Regions from separate parts of the Homo sapiens genome. Here regions 1 and 2 are each linked to region 3. A link is a loop called in an ENCODE intact Hi-C map of the cell type or tissue named here. Cell type or tissue: PC-9. All regions are shown on one strand. Links, peaks and the distances in the headings refer to the core of each region. The heading gives the core; the rest is flanking DNA.

Evidence for each region. Hi-C counts contacts between places; a loop is a spot of excess contacts. Peaks named below come from ENCODE experiments on the same cell type or tissue, not always from the same donor. Only the 100,000 strongest peaks of a DNase experiment are listed, where the experiment ranks them.
Region 1: it touches region 3 in a loop (3-fold over the local background); 3 of 110 quality-filtered maps call a loop at or near these places.
Region 2: it touches region 3 in a loop (6-fold over the local background); 7 of 110 quality-filtered maps call a loop at or near these places.

The regions. Positions count from the first base shown.
Region 1 is chr11:35,294,042-35,298,041 of GRCh38, reverse strand. The region is part of intron 6 of SLC1A2 (solute carrier family 1 member 2); the gene reads left to right. Among named protein-coding and RNA genes, the nearest start is that of SLC1A2-AS1, 14 kb to the right of the region's middle. RefSeq lists an enhancer at 2,135-2,636. In PC-9, for the core only: no CTCF peak of the experiment used is centred there; a DNase peak (open chromatin) is centred at 2,071; H3K27ac peaks cover 1,649 bases.
Region 2 is chr11:35,235,629-35,240,522 of GRCh38, reverse strand. No RefSeq gene overlaps it. Among named protein-coding and RNA genes, the nearest start is that of CD44-AS1, 23 kb to the right of the region's middle. RefSeq lists enhancers at 2,342-2,411, 2,422-2,491. In PC-9, for the core only: CTCF peaks have their summits at 1,992 and 2,196 (motif pointing right); a DNase peak (open chromatin) is centred at 4,402; H3K27ac peaks cover 305 bases.
Region 3 is chr11:35,081,581-35,086,474 of GRCh38, reverse strand. LOC105376627 (a long non-coding RNA gene) reads right to left here and starts at 3,642. Exons shown (of 4, transcript XR_931194.2): 1 at 1-3,642. RefSeq lists enhancers at 2,945-3,094, 3,445-3,564. In PC-9, for the core only: no CTCF peak of the experiment used is centred there; DNase peaks (open chromatin) are centred at 2,034, 2,624 and 3,944; H3K4me3 peaks cover 1,897 bases; H3K27ac peaks cover 3,062 bases.

The sequences.
Region 1 (4,000 bases), core at 1-4,000, 210 kb before region 3:
CCTACATCAATTTCTTTTTGACTTCAGACTGGATTGAATCCAGGATCCTCCTATTGCAAGTTGTGTGACTTTAGGCAATTTAGACACTCTAAGCCCCGATATTCTGGTGTGTAAAATGGGATAATTCTAGAATCCAGGCCATAGGTTGCTGTGAGAATTAAGGCTGTGACCAACAGTCATGAAGCACCTTCTTTGTGCTGGGAACTGTCTAAGCACTTTACATGGATTAGTATTATAGTAATAGCTGTTTGCTGTTACCAATATTATCATCAATTCAATCCATATCCTTTGTATCTCTGTGTTCATGAATTCTTTAAGAAACCTGAAAACCCCTTAATTTTTGTATGATTTTCGTATCCTCATTTTCTTAGGTAGTTATTTAAAACATTTTTTTCAAAATTTGAAAAACTTAAACAGAAAGTAAAATGTTTCATAATCTCACCCCTATAAAAACATAAAGTGAGAAGTAAAATCTCTGCCTACTCTTCCAATTCCTTTTTCCAATAAACCACCATCCATCCACACTGTTAAATAAAAAACTATTCAATGACACGTGTTAAAACACAGTAAGGCAGATTTTATTCAGGATCATTGCAATGAGCACAGGGACCACAGCAACGGGATTTTGGAGTGGGGGAGAGAGATTGGGCTCACTTGCAAGTACAACATGGGTAAGTGGGAATTTATAGCCATGGAGCAAGGTGGGGGCAGTGGATGCTCGGGGGTAAGGAGTATTTTGGCTAAACCAACCCCACAGGATTCTAGCTGAAGGCCACAGGGTGACCAAACATCGTCCAGGAGAGGATGAAGAACCTGATCAGATTTGAGGGTGATCAGATTTTGAGGATGGAGGTTCTTGCTAACCTGACTTAGATGAGTTTTTTGCTAAACCGGATTTTATAAGGAAGGTTTAGCAAAGAGCCCAGAAGAGGCCAGAAGAAGGTTCAGACGCCTAACTGAAGTTTGGTCAAACAAAGAATCTTTGTCAATCCATCCATTTTTTTTTTCATTCAATAAATATTCTATTCTGTGCAGGCAATGATTTTAGGTACTGGTGAGATAATGGTGAATAAGACAGAGAAAGGTTCTGGCCCTTGTGGAGCTTACATTCTAGGAAAGGGAGAGAGGGAAAGCCAAAAGGGAGCAAATGGTAGCAAATTGTCTTTGTAGCACTTATTATTAATTCGAATAGTAATAAGTGCCGTGCAATAGCGAGAGATAGTGATGGGGGTAGAAGTGATGGCCCACGTGGTGCTGTCTGGAAAGGTGACCTTTAATGAAGACCTGCAGAGTGAGCCAAGCAACCTGGTGAAGAACTGAGGGGAGAATATTCCAAGAGGAAGAAGTGGCAGGGAAAGCCTTTTGAGGGTCAGAACAAAGGTCTAGAGAGGCTGCAGTGTGGTTGGTGAAAGGGGGCAAAAGGAAGTCAAGTTGGAGAGGTGGGCAGGAGGCAGATCCTCCAGGGTCCTGCAGGCCACCTTGATGGGTTGGAATTTCATTTCCTTGCAAAAGGAAGTCTCTGGAGGAATAATAAACCTGGAGGCTATACTAACTGCTTTTCACTCTGTCTTGATGAAAAGTTCTAATCCACAAATGGTAACTTTTAACAAAAATCACTCTTTGGGTAGCTGGAACTCCTATCCCTAAATGGATTGGGAAAGATGAAGATTTGTGATACTTTCTGAGCACAGACAGCACCTTTCAGCAACTCTTGGAATGTGTGTTTAGGTCTATTGACAAGCTATTGGAAACGTGTGGGACAGAACCAGAGGTGCTCCACAGCAGGGCTGAGAAAGTCCCTCAGCTTACCTCCACTCCAAGTGTCTGTCTCATCATCTGTCCCAGGCCTGAAAGTCCCAAATGAATTATTCCAGTGAGTTAAGACCTCAAAGATCCTGAAGTAGTTGGAGCTAAGGTAAATGGTTTCCAGAAGGTCACCAAGTAATATCTGCGTTTCATCAGTTGCAGTTAAGATTTTTGTTTCTTGAAATACTGGTTTTCAAACAGATCAGAATTACCTGGGGAGCTTGTTTAAAATATAAATGCCCCAAGGCCAGCTCCAGGACATTCTGACTCCATAGGTATGTGGTAAGCCCAGGGAATCCAGGTAAGCTCAGGTAAGCCCAGGGTAAGCCAGGGAATTGTTAACAGGAAGCTGGTGGTTTCTGGCACCTGGACACCGACTGAATTCTAGGTAGCTTGCCTGCTGTAGATGAGTGTGTTTGTGGAGCCCTGTGAGGGGCATCTTAGGCTGGCAAGGGCTGAAAGACAAAGTAGGTGGAGGCTAGAATGGATACAGTAGTAAGAAAAAGACTCCACAGGCCAGTCCTGGATGAATCTGTGGCCCTGAAAACAGAGAACAGGAACAGCCTAAGAACAGCATGGGAGCCATTCCCTCTCCCCAGGCTCTCCAGCCATGTCCTTCTCATGTGGAAAATGGACCAACAATCACTGGGCATTATTTGGCTTCAGAACTCTCCGTGGAGCCCTCAGCCTCTTTATGCACTTTGATTTGTGGTTTTGATTGCTGGCTTCATCTCAGAAGCTTTGAGTGGTGGCCTTGGGTGCTGGGCATTTGCCCATCCTTTTCCATGGAATGTTATTTTCAATTAGGTAATTCATTGATATGGAAACCCAGGAACCCAGAAGTCCCAGTTTCGGAGTGAAGGCCTAAGTTGTTTGTTTTAAAAATGGGTGCAGTTGGTCGGCCACACCTATAATCCTAGTGCTCTGGGAGGCTGATGTGGGAGGTTTGCTTGAGGCTAGGAATTTGAGACCAGCTGAGCAAAATAGTGAGACCTCCTACAAAAATAAAAATAAACAAAAATTAGCTGAGAATGGTGGCAAACACCTGTAGTCTTAGCTACTCAGGAGGCTGAGGTGAAAGGATTGCTTGAGCCCAGGAGGTCAAGGTTACAGCAAGCAATGATGGTGCCACTGAGCTCCAGCCTGGCTAACAGAGCAAGACTCTGTCTCAAAATATAAAAATAAAATAAAAAATAAATAAAATAAAAATAGGCACAAGAAAGTAATGGCCCTGAAAGACTTCATAGAACAAACGTTCTTACCTTCTTCTACTTAATGCTCATCCTATTCCCAGAGATCAAGGTGTTTGGATTAGCAAGGGCTTCTTCTTGCCATATTTATAAACCCTAACACTTCACTTTCTGGCCTTTGATTAACACTCTCCATTTACAATGGGAGCTCATGCTTTTCTCAGCTGGCTAAGTGCCCCAGAGGTAAACTGTTACCTCTCTCTAGTCCATCTGTCTGTGGCCCAAATGCATTCTCCAGGAGACTCTATAGCTAGTCTTTTTTTGGCAAAGAGCCTTGAAAGCATTTTCTCTCCATTCTACAAATTGCTCGTCCCAGGAGAGAAGGAAAATTGAATGGCACCCCAAACAGCTTATATTTGTATTTTTCTGGACATCTTTAAAGGGTGCTTGGTGCTTGGGAAAGAATTGATCTCTTGTTTTATGAAGATAAATGCTTTTTGGCTTTATAGGAAGGTTCATTCTGCTTATTTACAGTCTCAATGAATGAAGTGCTGGTCCCTGAGACTACCTTGATAATTTATAAGATGTGACTATGGACACACCAGCAGAATATAAAATGGCGGGAGAGCTAAGGGTTTAATGACATGAGCACAGGTTTGTCTCAGACTCCCTAATGTCTAGGGAAGCAGTCCTCAGACTTGACCAGCCTGCACCCCACGGAAAGGAAAAGTAGGACCTTCAGGCTAGATTCTCATATGGGAAGAGAGCAGCTATGCTAATGTTAGTTTAACTAATTTGTGTCAGTTACAGATCAGTTCCTTCAGGATTAGGTTCCTCTTGAGAGAATATGTTGCTATAAAATCATCTTGCAATTGGGTATCCCATGAGATGTTCTAGAAAGCATCACTAACTCAGGCTTACTAAGCATGAGTGATGAGAGGACATGGGGTACATGTGTGAAAACAGAACCTACAAGGAATGCCTTTGTCGGGACTCAGAGAATT
Region 2 (4,894 bases), core at 405-4,404, 150 kb before region 3:
GTGGAGATGGTGTTTTGCCATGTTTGCCAGGCTGGTCTCGAACTCCTCGCCTCAAGTAATCCACCTGCCTCGGCCTCCCAGAGTGTTGGGATTATAGGTGTGAGCCGCCGTGTCCATCCCTTCTTTTAATTCTTGTCCCTCATCTTTCTTCCTTTAACCCCATCTATCTCTGGCGTCCCCACAACCTTCCCTTTCTCCTTATAATCACAACCCCTTCCCACAGAAATACAGATAGCCTCCAACTTAATGATGGTTTGACTTAAATTTTTTTGACTTTATGATGGGCTTATGCCAGTATTAAATGCATTCTTGACTTCTTATGATGTGTTATAGGAATATGGCCCCATTGTAAGTCCAAGAGCCTCTGTAACCAGCTCATGCCTGTCTCAGCTTTTTCGGTCCCCTCAGCTTTCCTAGCCTTCCACGTTGGATGCCAACTGCTTTTGTCCTCCTTCAAGTGATAGTTGCTCCACTGGGAGAAGGGATAACTTGAGTCCACAAGGGTGAGAGCTTGTCTCTGGGAGCTTGGCGGTGGGGAGGCGGGGGTGGAGAGGGGAGTGGTGGGCAGCATCAAAAAGATACTACCACACTGGGTTTCCCCTGGGTTACCTAAAATCAAGCACATCTCACCACCTCCAGGATTAATTTCTTTCAGAAACTCTCTGTTCTAACCTGTATGACATAAACCATTTTCTCCTACTCATTTTGACACTCTTACTAGCAGAATTAAATACCCTGGACTTATTATGCTAAAAGAGCATTCTCCCACCTTGCCTCTGAGATAGTTTATCAGACACCTCATTGTTATTTGACAATAAAGAATATCTTGTCCAAGTCGTACTTCCCTAAACCCTGGAGGCAGAGGGGAAGTCTCAGTTCATTCAGTCACAATGATAAGACTTAAAATGTAATCCCTTTGTGTGGTTCATCAACGAGATTAGATGATATTTTTTGGAACAGAAAACATTTCTAGCATAAAATTTCTGGGAATAAAGAATTTTCTAGAAAATGGATGTCTTATTGTCTACCTTTCTACAGAAATGAAGTAGACAATTACTTTTGTATTTTTAATGTTGAATTCTTTTTAAGGAACAATAAAAGGCAGAAAATAAGCCAGTCTCTTGTTTGAGTAGTCCTAGATTCTTTTAGGAAATTTCTTTAGCCAAGAGCTTCTTTGTAAATGAAAACTGAGAACCAAAGTTTGGCATATTATTAAACTTTTCCTCAAACATCAAATGAACAAGTAATCTGTGCCACACTTAGAATCAACTAATAGACATAAAGTGATTTACAGTCCCCAATAATTTTGACACTTGTTTAATAGCTCACTAATTTTGATGCCAGCCTTCTTTAAGAACTGAAATGAAAACTATTCCTGTTAAAAGAGTCAGTATGTTCAGGCAGAAGCAGTGTGGCATAGGAGTTAAGAGAGCATGTTCTAGGTCTGGGCTGTTTACATTGGCAGACTGCTCTGCCAGTTACTAGCAGAGTGACTATGCTTCCTCTGCCTTAGTTTCCCCATCTGTAGATGCAACATAATATGGTACTTCATCTCACAAGGTTGTGCAGAGTATCATTTCCGTTTTCTTATTTTAGCATGTCTGTACCAGGCACTGTTTTAAGATCTTTCAGGTATTATCTTGTTTAGTTCTGATAACTCTGTAAGCTATGTTCTACGATTACCTGTTAAACCACAGAGAGGTTAAATAACTTAATTTAGTTAACACATGCAACATGCTTAAGACAGTGCCCAAGTAGATAGCAAATGCTCAATTTCAGCCATTATAGATCAATATTCTATCTATCCCTCTGTCATAGCAGGTTCTTGGCTACAATTATCTGTGTCCTTCAGACAAGGATCTGTAGCGCAGCAATGGCGCAATGCCTGGCATATAGTAGATATTCAGTAAATGACGTTTAAATTGCAACTAATGAATGTTTCCTTCTTTTCATGATCTATAAATCCTTTTCAAAACACAAAATGTAGTTTAAAAAGAAAACGTGGACCATCAGTTATTCCCCAACCGTTTGTCCCAACTCAGGCAACCCAGTTCCATTCCCATTCCCACTCCCCACTAAGCCTTGAGTGCAAGGATGCCCACCTTCACCCTCTTCTTTCTGGTTTTACCTTGAGGATTCGAGAACGGAAGTCAGGCGGAAGGACTCAGTTTCTACGAAGACAAAGGGCATGTTGTAAAGCATCCACTAGGGGGCGCATTATCAACAGGGCAGAGAAGGCCAACAAGATGGTTGAAAACGAAGTTTCTGCAAAGGACGTGAACCTTGATGGGAAAATTTTCATTACTCTCATCCTTGGCTTGACAGATGAACACATTGCACTTTTCTCAGTCAGCTTTTACACAAAGGTCTAAATTTTGTCCAAGGGGGAAGTGATCTAAAACAGGGAGTCGGAGGTCCCTTGCCTATTGAGAGAGGTCCCAGCTTGCCACTGCCCTGAGGGAGAGTACAGCGCAGCCAATGACTCTGCTGCCCAGACCAGACTTTGTAGTTCTGAGTTGCTGTGCCTCCAAGCCCAGTGAAAGGGATTGAGAGAGTGGAAGAGAAGTAAAGTGTGGCCAAGACAACTTGCCCTGGAAGTGCAGCCAGCAAAACCCATTGAGGTTTGGAAGAGAGATGCTGTCCTTATTGAGACGCTTTTGAGTTTACTTTATACTTATTATGATTTAAATATCTGCTATATGCATAGACAGTCCTTATTAAATAGCTACTAACTTTCTTTCAGAACAATTGTTTGAAATCTTACTCTTCTTTGCATCCCTCTGACAGTTTACCCCTCTGACAGCTTTTCTTCACATTTCTCTCTTCATTTCTTAATGAGATTTAAAGAATCCTAGAAGAGGCGAAAATAAAAAGTAAATCTCTCACTGAACTCTAGTAACCCAAGCTGAAATTTGAAGCCCTTAGCCTTTATTATTGAAAACCTGTCTCTCCACTTCTGCATGGGTGAGTTCCCAAGGTCAAGGATCTTCAGAATCTCCAGAGCTAGGCCCTTGAAATTTCAATCTCATTTCTTCTCTCTCCCTATCTAGGGGTCACCTTGAAGGTTGGCTCTGGCAGAGCCTTTGTGTTATAGATGTTGGCAATAATAAACCTGCATATTCCACCCTTCCCCAGAAAACAGGAGTGGGAATCTCTTCTTCTTTTTGATACTATTTGGAAATCTTAGGGTGGGAGAGGGTAGGCTTTTCAGACCCCAGTGCTTAAAAGGGTTTGGGAGAGGTTCAGAAATTTTTGGAACACCTCTGACTTCTCCCAAATCATGGTTCATATTCTTTCTAGACCCCTACTGTGTATTCACACAAAAGTGATTAAGATAGCAGAAATGAGGGAAGGAAACCTATATGCGTCTACTATATTCCATCATTTTACAGATATTATCTCATTTAACCCCCCAGCATTCTTTCCGGTAGAGATTATTATTCCTGCTTTACCGATGAGGAAACCGAGGCACAGAACTGTTCAATAATTCGTGTAAGGTTATACATAAGTAAATGGCAGAGGTTGAATTTGAACTGAGAGTCTTGTTTTAAATATCACCTTTTAAAAGCTAAACCTTAGCCTCCTCTTCTGAGGTTTATTATTCCTCTTTCGGGAGAGAGGAAGGAGGAAGTGGTTTAGACAAGACTTCTGGAAAACAGTAGTCACCACGTAATGAGATCAGCAGTCTGGAAGCCTAATGGGGCAGGATTGAGGAGCCGGGTTATGGGCGGCCCTGACAGGCAAACTACTGGTGTTCAAGACCAGGTGTCAACACAGGCAAGAAATGGGGCTTGAGGCCAGGATGCCCAGCCAGACTTTCTTCTCCACTGAGCCTTTGCCCCGGGCATCACAGCAAAAATCACATTTACACATGACTGATTCTTCCCTTTCCAATAAGCACAGCATCTATGAAGTTGTTTATGGTTTCCTAAATTAATTCCATTGCCAATGTGGTCTAAATGGTGAGTGTACTCATCCCCAAATCTTTTCAGTGGTTTCTGAAAGCCTCCTTTGGCTCCACCAGGCACAGGGAGCTCTGGAATACTGACCTGGTTTGCAACATTTGGAGATGATGTCTTAACTTCAGCAAATTCAGTTTACCAAACTTCTGACAATAGACAATTCAGGCATGTTAAGCCAGAGACTTTGGAGAGAGCTGAGCTCTATCCCTGGTTCTACCACTTTCTACTTACCTGGTTTGGGGGACCATAATGAATTTCTCCGTACCCTCACACCTCATCATATAGTAGAACAGACAGGTTCATGGGCGGATTAATGAAATTGCAAAGTAAGAACTACAATGACATATGGACAAGGTAAGAGTTATACCCACAGAGGGGAAAATGAGCTCATCCTGGATAGGGGTGGGGCAAGACAACTTCCTGGAGGTGACGATCAAAGCCTTGGGTGGATGCCCAACTTTGGTTAACCTACAGCCACAACCTAGATGGCCAAGATTTAATCAACGAATGCCAGTTATTAGCTTCCTGGACTCCCTGCTTGTTAGCCTTGCTTTGAAAGCAAAAACCTTTCAACTAAAATTGAAGGGCTTTCTTCATGGGGAGCTTCAGATTCTGAAATAATCTGTCTCCAGCCACTGTAAGTTAATAGCAATTCACACTTAAAAGTTGGTTAGAGTTCAGAACATTGGAGGAAATGGTGAAGGAAGAAGTTAAGTACCTACTGTGCATATGTGGGTGATGGCAGGTAGGAATTAATATTTTTGAGGACCTAATATACCCCAGCACTGACACGTACTTGTTAAATTTAATCCTCATAGCCACCCTATGAAGGTTTTACTGTCTCTTTACTGACTCAAAATATTTAAGATGTGTGAACAGAGTTTCACAGTTAAGTAAGTGGTAGAATCAGTATTAAAACCCAAAATTTGTCT
Region 3 (4,894 bases), core at 452-4,451:
ACCAGAGCCCAGAGAATTTGCAGGCATTGATCAAAGTCACTATGCCAGCTGAAGTCACAGCTGAGATTTAACTGACTTTTGACTGTCACTTCCCCAGTGCCAAGTTCCATACACACTTTAGTCATTTGCTTACATATCTTTTCCAACTTACCATGATGCCCTGAGAGCAGGGACCAGAGGCTTAGAATCCAGTACGGTGCCTCACCTATAGCAAGCCCTAAGTAATATTTGTTAATAATAGTTAATATTTCCAGCATCTACCACAAGGGTAATCTTCATGCTGACCCAAGAAATGGTGCTTTTCCAAAAGCAACTTCTATAACAGACAGAGAACAAAAAGCAAGGCGTTCTATGTGTCAGGCTGCAGACAGCAACTCCCAGTGGACCTCAAGTTATCAAGACCTGTCCACAGTCAGCCTGGGCCAAGCGGCCTCTTCTGCTGACAATATGGTGCTCAGAGAGGAGTAAGGCACTAAGCAGTGCCTGCCAGCCTCCTTCTAGCTCTTGGCCATCTCCTTCAGCAGCTACAGATTTATGTCTATTCAGCAACTAAGGGTCTTAGATGCTTTTTAAGGGCAGGGACCTTCTAATTTATCTGTATATTTTCCACACTTCCTGGGGCCCAGGGTTTGGCTCACATCATGGCAGATGTCCAATGAATGTGTGTTGGCTTGGGCCAACCTCCTATGCAGTCGCCTAGCTGTTGAGCAAAAAGAAAGAAAAATTTACCAGGTATTAAATTGCTAAAAATATACCTTTGGGGGAAGTGTCATGCCTTGTTATTTGTAATTCTTCCTTCGAAAGCTGGAAAAGTGTTGAAAAGAAATCATCATCAAAATGATACTTTTCAACATGTAAAATGTTTGCCCAAGTTTAAAGAACAAAGCTTCAGTCAGTCCTGTCTCTGCAGGAAAATCTCTCATAAGCCACACTTAAGATGTAAATTTTACATTATGCTTGATTTTCCATAATAAACAAGTGCCTTTAAGAGCTGAGGTGTGAAACCCATTTTATACAGAGAGCAAGTTCTAAAGATCGTGATTATATAAAATATATTTATGAGGTGATGTTATACTGAGATCAAAATCAATTTTTCATGTTTTTATGGTTGGAATGGATTCTGAGGAACAGAATGCAATTTTTAAAAAATTGAACTGATAGGAAATCAGAATTGGCTTCATTCATGACAGTTGTGCAAGACCTGCTTAGATTGGAAAGAGGGAGTCACTAGAGGCCATTTGGTCCAGGACCAGAGCTGGCTACATAATGGTGGGACCTAAGTGCAAAGTGAAAATGAGGCCTAGCCATGGCAGATAAGTTAGTTTCTCCTTCCCACAGCCTGTCTCTCCTCAGTCTATCTACAGTGCCCCTACCAAGGGATTGCAACCTCCACACCAGGACACACCTGTAACCTGGATAGGAGTGGGTGAGAAGGCCCCATCCAGTTGCCTTCCAAATATACCACCGTGCTGTCAGCCCAGGGTAGGGACAACACCGCCATGCTCTTTCCCAGGATGCCATGGTGTGCATACCCAGCAGAGCCTCTCCCCACAACTGCTCCCAGGCCCCTGCAGAGGGTGTGGGCAGAATGTTGCCTCCCTGTCTGCCAACCTGACCTAGTAGTCACCCTGAGGGAAGGGTAGCAAGTGTTGTGGAGCAGAGGGTGGGGAGTAGGTAGAGTGGAGCCTGGGACACTAAGGGCCCAAACAGAGGGTGGGTAGGAGGCAGGACCACGAGTGAGCTCCTTTGTCCCATGAGACTCCTCTTACAAAATACACATTGAAAGATAAATTAAGAATTGTGCATTAAACCCCAAGCAAGGCCTTCTGAGCAGAGGTCCCTGTGCAACTGCACTGGTTACCTGCCCATGAATCTAGCCCTGCCTGGGAAACTTGAATAGGTGCTCAGTTTTTCACGTGGGCTTCAATATATGTGTTGGTCACATGCTGAGTGTGCAGTGATTGGTTCAATGCTATATAAGAGCTTAGCCAAATGGGTTTTGTAAGATCCTTGGTGGGATTGCAGGGGGCAGGGTGTGGTTAGGAATGCTTTTATTCTTGTTTCTCTCAAAGCACTTAGAAAGGTGCTTTTGACCATAATGCACTAACAAACATCTCATGAATCATTTAAGTCACAAATTGAGATGCTGAGAGATAAAATATTCTGCTACACATATGTTGAGTTGAACCCCAGTTTTAATTGCTGCAATATAGACTTTCTGACCAAGAACCTTTGAGCATCTCTGGTAGAAGGAGTAACTTCAAGGGGCAACATGGGAGAGGAGAACAAGAGGGAGGTTTCTGAGAAAGATGTTTGCTGGCTCCGAACCTCAGCTCACATCACTAATACATATGCATCATAAAGCAATTTCGATTCTTCAGGGAGAATTAGGTAATGATGTACACTTGGAAATTATAAGAAAAATGGAGCCACGCCTTAAATGTTGTGGTTAAAGACTAGAAACCACAATCTCTCAGCCCCTTACTATGGAGACTCCTTGAATAACAGAATCCTCTCCTGACTCCATGAATAATTGCCTGGAAGAGGGAGCAGGAGATGAGGGCTTTCCATTCAGTACATTTCAAATACCTATCCGGTGGACTCACTGGCTCCCTGCTGTTTGAAATCCTCATGCCAAACGGCTGCTGGGAGAAGTCACGAAGCCATGGATGGAAATAGCCCTGCCCACTGGGAGAAAGAGGATCTTGGAGGGCTTTCTTCTCATCCTCTTACAAATACCAATGAAGCATTTTTGCACCTCTGCCAGTTGCTATGGATACCAAGTGGGGAACACATGTAAACATTCGGCATGCGTGAGACACGCTGAAGTCCGCCAGTGCAAAGGTGGTTCCTCTTCTCCTTAGCTTGTCCCCTTTCTGGCTTAGAGCTGCAGCTTGCAGCCACATCAGTAAGCCCTGTAGTTTCAGGCCTCAGCGTGGCTCATTTTTAAGGAACTCATTTACCATGAGCCACTGGGAAATACCCTGCATTTAGGGTCATGAGACTTGAATTTGAAATACTTTCCTGCTAGTTCTTTAGTAGTAGAAAGTCACTCTACCTTCCTGAGCCTCCACCTTCTTATCTGCAAAATAGGGGAAAGAAAGAGAAGCAACTCATATGGGGAGGAGAGTGAGAACAAACACGACAGTCTTTGTAAAGATGAAAGCACTTGTCATGTTTGGGAGTGCTATTATGTAATTACTGGATGTTCCCAAAGGCTTGTCAAACTGTGGTTGGATTTTGACATTGGCATGTGGAAACGGGCCTGCTCACCTTCAGAATTAGCAGTTAGACCCATTGCTCCCTCTTAAGGTTTGGTGTGGATGCCTCCACCCCACAGAGAGGTTAGAGGAGGAACCCCGACCTTGGGGCTTGCTACTGGCACCTCTCCTCCCAATTTCTCGGGACCTCTAGGCCAACAGAGGCCCCATCTCACAGCCTTGCATCCAAATGAGAGAACAGCTCAGCCGCCAATCTCTTCCTACCTGTGAAAACACCCAGGTGTTTTCTTGTTACATAAATGCACTCTCAAGGTGAAGAAGGCAGCAGATCCAGCAGCAGGAACCTCCCTAAAGAGGCGCAGAGGGCCGGGGAGTGTGTGTGGACAAGCCCTGGTGTGCATTCCAGAGGCAGCCCCTCTCTGGCTAGCTGTGTGGCTTCTTTTGGGGTGTGGGAGGAGGGGCGGAGCCAAGGATTGGGTGTAGTCCTCCCTGGCTGACTGTGGCTGCCACCCACCATTGGAGAGGTCTCAGAAGGTTCCTCCCTATCTCCGTGGTAACCCGACACTGTGCTGTGGTGAGAAGAGGAAACTGCAAACAGAGTTGGCTCCTTCCACCAGACCCGTTCTGGAGTTCTAGATTTCTGCTTGTGGTGTGTCAATCATTCAATCAGACCTAACAGCAACTCCAGATTGCGGCTGTCAGAAGCCGTGGCCTCGCACGCCTTTCCTGGGCAACACCATCAGTCCACCAGGGCAGGCTGGACACATGGAGCCTGCGACTCTCCCCTGCCCAGTCCAGCCCCTGCTCCACTGCTGAGGAGCAGAACTCACCACATAGGAATGTGAGCAGCCAGGATGGGAGGGAGGTGAAGGATGAACGGGGAGCTGGGGCCAAAGAAGAGCCCAGCCAGGTCAAGAATTCCCCCAGTTCTCTTCCTTTGACACTCCACCCTCCAAATCGCACATCTGGAAGGAAAAATGAATCCCATATATATTTCAGAATTTCCATGAAGTTGAGAAGGGAGCACTATGGCATCTTGCAGGTTTTTCTGTTTTGCTTTTATTTTTATTTTTTTTTTTTTTGAGGTGGAGGCTCACTGTGTCACCCAGGCTGGAGTGCAGTGGTGGAATCTTGGCTCACTGCAAGCTCCACCTCCCAGGTTCAAGTGATTCTCCTGCCTCAGCCTCCCGAGTAGCTGGGATCACAGGCGCGCACCACCACACCTGGCTAATTTTTGTATTTTTAGTAGAGACAGGGTTTCACCATGTTGGCCAGAATGGTCTTGAACTCCTGACCTCAAGTGATCCACCTGCCTTGGCCTCCCAGCATCTTGCAGATTTTTGTTTGTTGTGTTTGCTTTGCCAGGAAAAGGAGGAGGTGAAAAGGGAGCCTTGAGGGAGAGAAGACATGATATTGACCATAACAGGTAGGAGGGGCTGGTGGGAGCTGGGAACATTCATTTGTTTAATTAGTCAATATGATGTGAGTAACCACTAAGTACCGAGCTCTGCTTTAAAGATTGAGGGGACAGCAATGAAGACAACAGGCTCCTGACCTCATGGAGCCTCCATTCTAGTGGCAGAGGCAGGCAATAAAAGTCACACATTTATTTATTTGTTTATTTTTTATTATTATACTTTAAGTTCTAGGGTACATGTGCACAATGTGCAGGT